Linked DNA regions of Homo sapiens: all the other regions are linked to region 2. The links are chromatin contacts, found by Hi-C or POLR2A ChIA-PET in ENCODE. All regions are on one chromosome and are shown on one strand. The core of a region is the stretch at or near the end of the contact, and the rest is flanking DNA. Distances in the headings are between cores, read along the strand shown.

Region 1 (2,801 bases), core at 297-2,796, 110 kb before region 2:
ATAAATAAAGCAAAACAACCCGTTATGCTCTAGTAGGGTCTCCTTAATCCTCTGGAGCCTGACGTGGAGTTCTTCTTAATGTCTTAGATCTCGTTTGGACTTATAAAATATTTTAGTTTTGTTTTTATCTTTTTGTTTTTTGGAAACAAGATCTCACTCTGTCTCCCAGGCTGGAGTGCAGTGGCAAGATCTCGGCTCACTGCAACCTCTGCCTCCAGCATTCAGAGGATTCTCCTGCCTCAGCCTCCTTAGTAGCTGAGGCTACAGGCATGCGCTGCCACCCCGCCTGGCTAATTTTCGTATTTTTGGTAGAGATGGGGTTTCACCATGTTGGCCAGGCTGGTGTGGAACTCCTGACCTCAAGTGATCTGCCTGCCCCTCAGCTTCCCAAAGTGCTAGGATTACAGGCATGAGCCACCATGCCCAGTCCTGCCCCGCCTTTTTTTAAATTTAGCTTTTAAGTTCACAGGTACATGTGCAGGTTTGTTCTATAAGTAAATTTGTGTCATGGGGGTTTGTTTTATATGTTAGTTTTTTTGATTTCACTAATTTTTGTCCATCTTACTTCCAGTTGTGTTCAGTAGGAGTTTTGGTTTTCTGAGAATTACAATTAAAAAAAAATTCATAGTTATTCATATGCTTATTAGCTATTTCATCTATTTCCTGATAATGAAATTTTTGGATATGCCTTCAAGTTGAAATTAATAAATCCAGTAGCATATTCCAACTACCTCTTACCTCTTTATCATCTCTGAGTTAGTACAAATACATATCTGGGCCATGAGAGTAATGGGTGAATGTAAAATATAAATTGAAGCTCATTTTCACAATGATACAAATAATAATAAGGCCAGCCCATCCTCTGTCTCAAACATTTTCCCCAGGTCCTGAGGATGCCACCTATTTCCAAAGTAGACTTGCCATTTCAGAACAGAACAGATATTTTTCAGTCATTGCAGTTGTTGGGGCACTGATGTAGGGAAGGTTAATAAAATCCATAGATTAAAAAGCCACTGCCTTTTTTTTTTTGCCATGAACCCAGAAAGAGTTACTAACAATCACCAATATTTCATGTTTCGGGTTTTGTTTCCTCCCTAAAAGTTGACAGATTTTAAAGTTCAGAAAAGTGACAGAGCAGACAAAAGGAGTTAGAATCTTAAAAAAAAAAAAAAAAAAAAGTCTTCTGATGAGAAAGCAGAGTTTCAGTCCACTTTTAAAAAAGGAAATTCAGATTACCTTGAATAAGCAGCTTCAGCAGTATTTACACATCAGCAGCCGATCTCCGCACAGTTTTCCTAAGTGCTCTCGCCTACTTTTTTGACTGTGATAATTACCACTACCCTAGAAAACACCTTCCTCTATTTCAGGGACAACTTGAGTCCTAAAGCCAATATACAGTAGAGGGGACTGAAGTCCTCCGCACTTGTCCTGCAGACTGTGCTCATTCCGCTGAGCCCCGAGCTGTCTGAGGGAGAGGAGCTGCATGCGGCCATTTCCATTCTCTCCCTTCCGCTTCTCTAGTGGATAATTCCTGCTGGCCATTTAACACTCAAGCCGGAGTGCTGGGAAAGGAAGAGCACGGTCCCTTTAAATGATACGGAAGCCGGGAAGGAAAGCGCGGGGTAGAAAGGGCAGAGTCCGTGACTAGGCCTCTAGCCCCAGGGACCTAGGCGAGGACAGGCACTCCTGCTTTTCCAAGAGCACCCTGGCCCGCCACGCCCCCAGCCTGGGCCTATAAACACCCACGACCCTAGCAAGGCAGAGACAGAAGCTGCTGGAGGGCGAGAGGAACGCATCAGTGGAAGAAGACAGAAGCGGCTGGTCACGGAGAGCATGTCAGCAGAAGAACACACCTACAGACGCCGGCTCGCCCGCGGGCTCCCCGGCAGGCCATCGACCGGTGGGACGAGGTGGAGTTTGTCCTGGGCAGTAGGAGGACAGCCCGGGCACCCAGCGGCCCAACTCCAGGGGAAAGCCATCTCCCTTCTGGAGCTGCCCAACTCCGGGGGAAAACCATCTCCTTTCTGACTCTCCTGTCGGTGGAGAGTTACTTCCACTCAATACGATTTTGCAGTCATTCTCCAAGCCCACGTGTGATCCGATTCTTCCGGTACACCAAGGCAAGAACCCGGGATACAGAAAGCCCTCTGGCCTTATGACAAGGTAGAGGGTCTAACTGAGCTATAGACCGTGAACTAAGAGCGCACCCTGGAACACACGCCCTCTGGGGCTTCAGCTGTAAACATCCACCCTTAGACACTGCCATGGGGTTGGAGCCCCACAACCTGCCCATCTCTATGCCCCACTAGAGGTATGACCAACGGGGCACTGAAGAGGCGAGCACACCCCATCGCACGCCCTGCAAGGGGGACGGGGGAACCTTTCCCATTTCAACACCACCGCTGTGGCTGCATGTGGCTGCCATAAGAAAAAGAACCCATTCTTTGGCACAGCTGAAGCAGGACTCTTCTCGTTGTTCTCCAGGTAGGTTCCTCCCCGTGGAACTTTGTTATCCTCATCTGTGTTTTGCCTGGGGCACCTCCTTCAGGTAGCCAGTTCCTTGTTGGACTTGCCCCAGGGGTTAGATGGCAATTCAGGTGGTTCCTGCAACCCAGAAGCAGGACAGAATCTTGTGCGACAGTATTTTGCCTAACTGCTTGAAGGCCCTTCATTCCTAGGGACAAGTTGACATCAACATTCAAATATAATGAAAATTGTTGAGCATCTTTCCTAGGCCACTAGGAAGGGAAAAATGCATGGTGCTACAAATCATTGGGTTTTACTAGCCAATGGGTAAGTGG
Region 2 (2,793 bases), core at 110-2,609:
AATGTCGAAAATCAAAAAAGTAGTTGGAAGAAGCCATACCCAATTTTAAGACTTACTATTAATTGATAGTAATCAAGACATTGGTGCACTAAGGAAGAGATGGCTACTCCCAGGACCCAGACTGTGATCTCTAAATGCTATTGACCAGTAAAGAGAACCAGAGCCCCAAAAGGAAATGGCTGATTCCAAATATTGGTCTGAAAAGGTACAAAATGAACCTGTATATCTTGTTATGATTGAAAGCAAGGACATTGTCAACTATTAATGCAATTTAGTCAAAAAAGATACAGGGATCTGACCATCCCTTTATACAGGCCATCCCTCTGGATAAAGAAGTGACCATCTGAGGATTAAAAAAAAAAGATACTGGCAATGCTTTGTAACACACAAAACATAGCCAACACGAGTAACGTTTTGAGCTTACTAGATTACCATGTTACCATTTTGACTTTCAGAACTGTAATATTGGCCAGGCGCGATGGCTCACACCTGTAATCCCAGCACTTTGAGAGGCCAAGGCGGACAGATCACTTGAGGTCAGGAGTTCAAGACCAGCCTGGCCAACATGGTGAAACCCCGTCTCTACAAAAATACAAAAATTAGCCAGGTATGATGGCAGGTGTCTGTAATCCCAGCTACTCGGGAGGCTGAGGTGGGAGAATTGCTTGAATCTGGGAGGCGGAGGTTTCAGTGAACCGAGATCGTGCCATTGCACTCCAGTTTGGGTAACAGAGTGAGACTCTATATCAAGAAAAAAAAAAAAGAACTGTCATATAATAAATTTATATTGTTTTTAGCCACTACATTTGTTACAACTTATTAGGGTAACGTTAAGAAACTTTTCTATTTTCCGTAGAGGCCCCGGAGCTCCTTAGCTTTGGGATAAACTGGTGCTTACCCCAACTGTGGGGTCAGAGCGTGGAAGTGAGAGAAGGGAAAGACCATCATGGTCTGCTGTGGTCAGGGAAGGCTTCCTGGAGGAGGAGAAAGTGGAGGAAGCAGCTGAGCCTGGAGGGATGGGGTCACTACCTTTAAAGCATCTGTCAGCCATGGGGATCTGATGGTTTTTTTATTTTTTATTTTTTATTTTTATTATTATTATTATTTTTTTACAAACCCTTGTGTGGAGATCTGACTTTCAATAGATCGCAGCGAGGGAGCTGCTCTGCTACGTACGAAACCCCGACCCAGAAGCAAGTCGTCTACGAATGGTTTAGCGCCAGGTTCCCCACGAACGTGCGTTGCGTGACGGGCGAGAGGGCGGCCGCCTTTCCGGCCGCGCCCCGTTTCCCAGGACAAAGGGCACTCCGCACCGGACCCTGGTCCCAGCGCGGGGCGGGGCGGCCCGCCGGCGGGGACCGGCTATCCGAGGTATCCGAGGCCATCCGAGGCCAACCGAGCCGACCGAGGCCAACCGAGGCCATCCGAGGCCGACCGAGGCCGACCGAGGCCGACCGAGGCCATCCGAGGCCGACCGAGGCCGACCGAGGCCGACCGAGGCCGACCGAGGCCATCCGAGGCCGACCGAGGCCAACCGAGGCGCCGCGGGGCTGCCGTATCGTTCCGCCTGGGCGGGATTCTGACTTAAGAGGCGTTCAGTCATAATCCCACAGATGGTAGCTTCGCCCCATTGGCTCCTCAGCCAATGGGATCTGATTTTTTAAGCAGTCACAACACTAGACTTTTAATTGAGAAAGCTCTGTAAGCAATTAAAAGCCGCTGTTGTTTTAAACTCTTCTTGTGTCACCTGCTGGCAATGAGGAAAATGATACATCACCTCAACAAAATGCCTCAGTGAGTTGGTACACATTTTTTATTTGCATTTTTATTTGCACATATTCTAAGATACAACCATGTCAAAGCTTCCAATTATCTTTTTTTGTTTGGTTTTGTTTTTTGAGACGGAGTCTCCCTCTGTCACCCAGGCTGGAGTGCAGCGGTGTGATCTAGGCTCACTGTAAACTCCTTCTCCCGGCTCAAGCAATCCACTCACCTCAGCCTCCTGAAGAGCTGGGACTACAGGCACCCACCACCACACCTGGAGAATTTTGTTTGTTGTTTGTTTGGTTTGAGACAGGATCTCACTCTGTTATCTAGGCAGGAGTGCAGTGGCACAGTCTCAGCTCACTGCAACCTCAGCCTCCTGGATTCAAGCGATTCTCCTGCCTCAGCCTCCCAAGTAGCTGGGATTACAGGCACCCGCCACCATGCCTGACTAATTTTTTGTATTTTTAGTAGAGATGGGGTTTCACCACGTTGGCCAGGCTGGTCTTGAACTCCTGACCTCAAGTGATCCGCCTGGCTCGGCCTCCCAAAGGGCTGGGATTACAGGTGTGAGCCACCATGCCAGGCAAATGTAATTATGTTTGACCTCACAAATTTACTTTCAAATATATGGTGAGGGTTAGACCCTTGCTACATAGCAGGAGGCACTCAGGAAAGCAGGTATGGTGCCTGCATTGACTGACGTTGAAACCTAAGGGAAGTGACAGGCAGCAAAGAGTTGCCCTATAATAAATGAGTGGTCTTGCAATAACTCTGTTGTGAGATAATGTCAGTGGAGGCCCCTGTTGAATTATGCAGCCCAATGTGGGATAGGGTGGAAGAAGGAAGGGGAGAGACATCCAGAGATGGGGTTTGGCATCATCTCTCAGAGGCTGGGAGAGACCCAGTCCAAGCCCACATGCTCAGCCATCTTAATTTATTGACAAATGGAAAAAAAAATGTACAATGTATTATACTTTAAATGCTTCCATTAAAAAGATTCTTATTTCTGATAGGTGCATGCAAGTA
Region 3 (2,893 bases), core at 219-2,718, 120 kb before region 2:
AAAACACCTAGTTCTGTGTGATGGGCTGCCTAAATTTCATGAGTAAGTTTTCCTTTCTATTTGTTGGAAATAAAGCACAAAAGTCCATTTTATATTTAAACATTATTTTGAATTCAAATTTCAAGGCATTTTGAGATCTGTTGCATCATCAGTGATTCTCAAAGTATTTCTAGAAAATCTAGTGCTCCTAGATGCTAGTGGAGGAAAGGCATCTCTGGTTAAGTTTATTGTGGGTTATGTGGCATATATTGATCTTGAGAGGTAGCAATGCACGCTGAAGGCCCTTAGAAGCTTTGGAATAAAAAACATGACTGATAATATTTTTAATGCTATTTTTCAACGTGTTTGTTCAGAAAAATCGTATCTACCCACCTATCTATTAATATCTATCTACTTATATGTTTATACCCTTATTCTCACTAAACCTCCATTTCTTCTACGTGAAATGGGTACAATGCCACAGGATCACTGTGACAGCCTCGTGCGTTCATGACCGCACGGTGCTCTGGATCATATCTGGCATAAAATAAGCACTCGGCAAATGTGAGTGACTGTATCAGGCAGTTCCCACATTGCTGTAAAGAAATACCTGAAACTTGGTAATTTATAAAGAAAAGAGGGGCCACGCACGGTGGCTCACGCCTGTCATCCCAACACTTTGGGAGGCCAAGGTGGGCGGATCACTTGAGGTCAGGAGTTCGAAGCTAGCCTGGCCAACATGGTGAAAACCCATCTCTACTAAAAATACAAAAATTAGGTGGGTGTGGTGGCACATGCCTGTAATCCCAGCTACTCGAGAGGCTGAGGCGGGAGAATCGCTTGAATCTGGGAGGTGGAGGTTGCAGTGAGCCAAGATTGTACCACTGCACTCCAGCCTGAGTGCTTCTTTTTAAGACTTATTCTCAAAAAAAAAAAAAGAGGTTTAATTGGCTCCTGTTTCCACGGGCCCTACAGGAAGTGTACTAGCTTCTGCTTCTGGGTTCTGGGGAAGCCTCAAGAAGCTTCCAATCATGGTGGAAGGTGAAGGGGAAGCAGGCACATCTTACATGGCCGGGGCAGGAGGAAGAGAGAAAGTGGGGAGGTGCCACACAATTTTAAACAACCAGATACTGTGAGAACTCTATCATTATACAGTACCAAGGTAGATGGTGCTAAACCATTCATAAGAACTCTGCCCCCATGATCCATTCACCTCCCACCAGGCCCCACCTCAACACTGGGGATGACAATTCAACATGAGATTTTCTGGGGACACAGATCCAAACCATATCAGCAATTAAGCAGACACAAGGTGGATTTTAAGACATGCTTCAACATGTACTCTAGTCTAATGTATGCCAGCGTCAATGATAATCCGGCTGAAGTGCCCAACTGAGGCTACCCTTTAAACTAAAAATAATCAGTTACTATTTTATAAGACTGACTCAGATTGAGAAGTCTCAAATAGTAACTGAGAATCCTGTATGTTTCGCAACCTCCTTCACATTTGTTTCACCTACAGTAAATTCCAGCTGCTCACACAAAAAGAGGAAGTGTGCAGATGGGTGTATTTATATATGTGTGTGATTGTGTATTTTATATGTTGAGCTGAAACTCAGGGAAATTGGGCTGTTTCCTTTTCTTGTTTCTATTTATTTTCTTAGTTATTAGGTTGAGACCTGTCAATATCATTCACTTGACACTTCCATGCAGCATGGACCACAACACACTCTTCTCACTCTGGCTCACACATGCAGCCCTTTCTACATATCAGGCTATGAGCTTCCAACTTTCTGAATAACAAGATATCTATTTCCTTGCAGTTTCACACTCTGTTCACACTTGATTTCCCTGTTTATTTGCTTAGTCAACCCTACTCTCTTCCAACACCCCTACCACACTCTTTCCTTATGCTACTAGATCTTTAATTGGCCACAGTGATCATGCTCGTTTATTAATTTTAAAAATATTTATTGACTGTCTGCTCTGACCTGGCCTGTGCTGGGTGATGTAGCCCCTAACGGGCAAACATTCCAATCTGTTATATTTGCTTCTCCCCGTCTCTCTCCAGCACTCACAACACAGGCTGAATATTGTAGCAGTATGTGTGAGACGTGCACAAGGATGAATGGAAGATGGATAATATTGTATAAACGGAGGGTTGAAAGCAAGTGCTCCACCTGAAAGACAGTTATAGTTACAGAAATGAAAACTGATACTTTTTTTGAGATACTTCATAATTTCAAGATGCAATTATATCTCCATAGGGCAATAGGATCCCATAATTACAACCACAATCCTTCGGGCCCTGCATTTTAGACTCTATAGCCCCCAGAGCTCTTGAGCCCTCTAACACACTGCCATCCTGGGAAAACACTCTGGGGACCCCCTCTAACAGGCCTGATGCACCTGGTGAAGCTTCTGCTTAGAGAGGGGTCACAACTCAGCCTGGATCTTCAGGTAAAAGGTTGGAACATCAGGTATTCCAGGTTCACAACATGACTCATTCTAGGAGACTCCAGCTAGGCTCTGTTGTTTGACAGAGGATGGCCAAGTTGGTCTTAAATGAAGGCCTAGGTTGGGGCACGTGCAGATCCAGGCGGAAAAGTCAACCCATGGGATGCACCTGGGACATGCCAGGTGTGGACCCTTGAGGACCTCATGACTGCATTCTGCAGGGAAAAAGACAAGAAACCAATCAGACATGTTCACTGCGGGGCTTAGCCTTGCTGAAGAAAAACAAGAAAATGCCTCAGTTGGAGAAAGATCCTATGAAGGCCATCCTGAGAGGTAGGGAGAGGAGAGTATTGTGAAATGAAGTCATCCAAAAAGGGGATTTGGAGCCACGGTATTAGTGAGATCATACCAGACATGAGAATGACTCTAGGCTGAGCCACAGTGAAGGAACTCCAGC

What was found. Hi-C counts contacts between places; a loop is a spot of excess contacts on that map. ChIA-PET counts read pairs that join two places held with the same protein, here RNA polymerase II (POLR2A). Pooled maps may share reads with other maps.
Region 1: a loop to region 2 is called in a map of PC-3, with 2.6 times the contacts of the local background. The contact joins the promoter of LINC02405 here to the enhancer-like site in region 2. A Hi-C loop is called at or near these places in 3 of 168 maps with a recorded cell type or tissue (K562, PC-3 and endothelial cell of hepatic sinusoid) and 1 of 50 pooled maps. POLR2A ChIA-PET finds 5 or more read pairs at or near these places in 1 of 52 experiments (AG04450).
Region 3: a loop to region 2 is called in a pooled map, with 11 times the contacts of the local background. The contact joins two enhancer-like sites. A Hi-C loop is called at or near these places in 12 of 37 single-sample maps with no recorded cell type and 4 of 50 pooled maps. POLR2A ChIA-PET finds 5 or more read pairs at or near these places in 1 of 52 experiments (activated CD4-positive, alpha-beta T cell).

The regions. Positions count from the first base shown.
Region 1 is chr12:127,058,851-127,061,651 of GRCh38, forward strand. LINC02405 (long intergenic non-protein coding RNA 2405) reads right to left here and starts at 1,547. Exons shown (of 7, transcript NR_104646.1): 1 at 1,237-1,547. It overlaps LOC107984449, which reads left to right and starts at 1,651. Exons shown (of 5, transcript XR_007063517.1): 1 at 1,651-2,484.
Region 2 is chr12:127,164,797-127,167,589 of GRCh38, forward strand. The region is part of intron 1 of LOC105370062 (a long non-coding RNA gene); the gene reads right to left. Among named protein-coding and RNA genes, the nearest start is that of LINC02405, 110 kb to the left of the region's middle. Within about 2 kb of position 1,360, at least 26 of the 41 ENCODE cell types and tissues checked have a DNase peak (open chromatin) inside an H3K27ac peak, as active enhancers do; they include PC-3, where a contact is called at or near this core.
Region 3 is chr12:127,040,748-127,043,640 of GRCh38, forward strand. The region is part of intron 1 of LINC02405 (long intergenic non-protein coding RNA 2405); the gene reads right to left. Among named protein-coding and RNA genes, the nearest start is that of LINC02405, 18 kb to the right of the region's middle. RefSeq lists an enhancer at 1,291-1,420 and a silencer at 1,404-1,604. Within about 2 kb of position 1,469, at least 2 of the 41 ENCODE cell types and tissues checked have a DNase peak (open chromatin) inside an H3K27ac peak, as active enhancers do.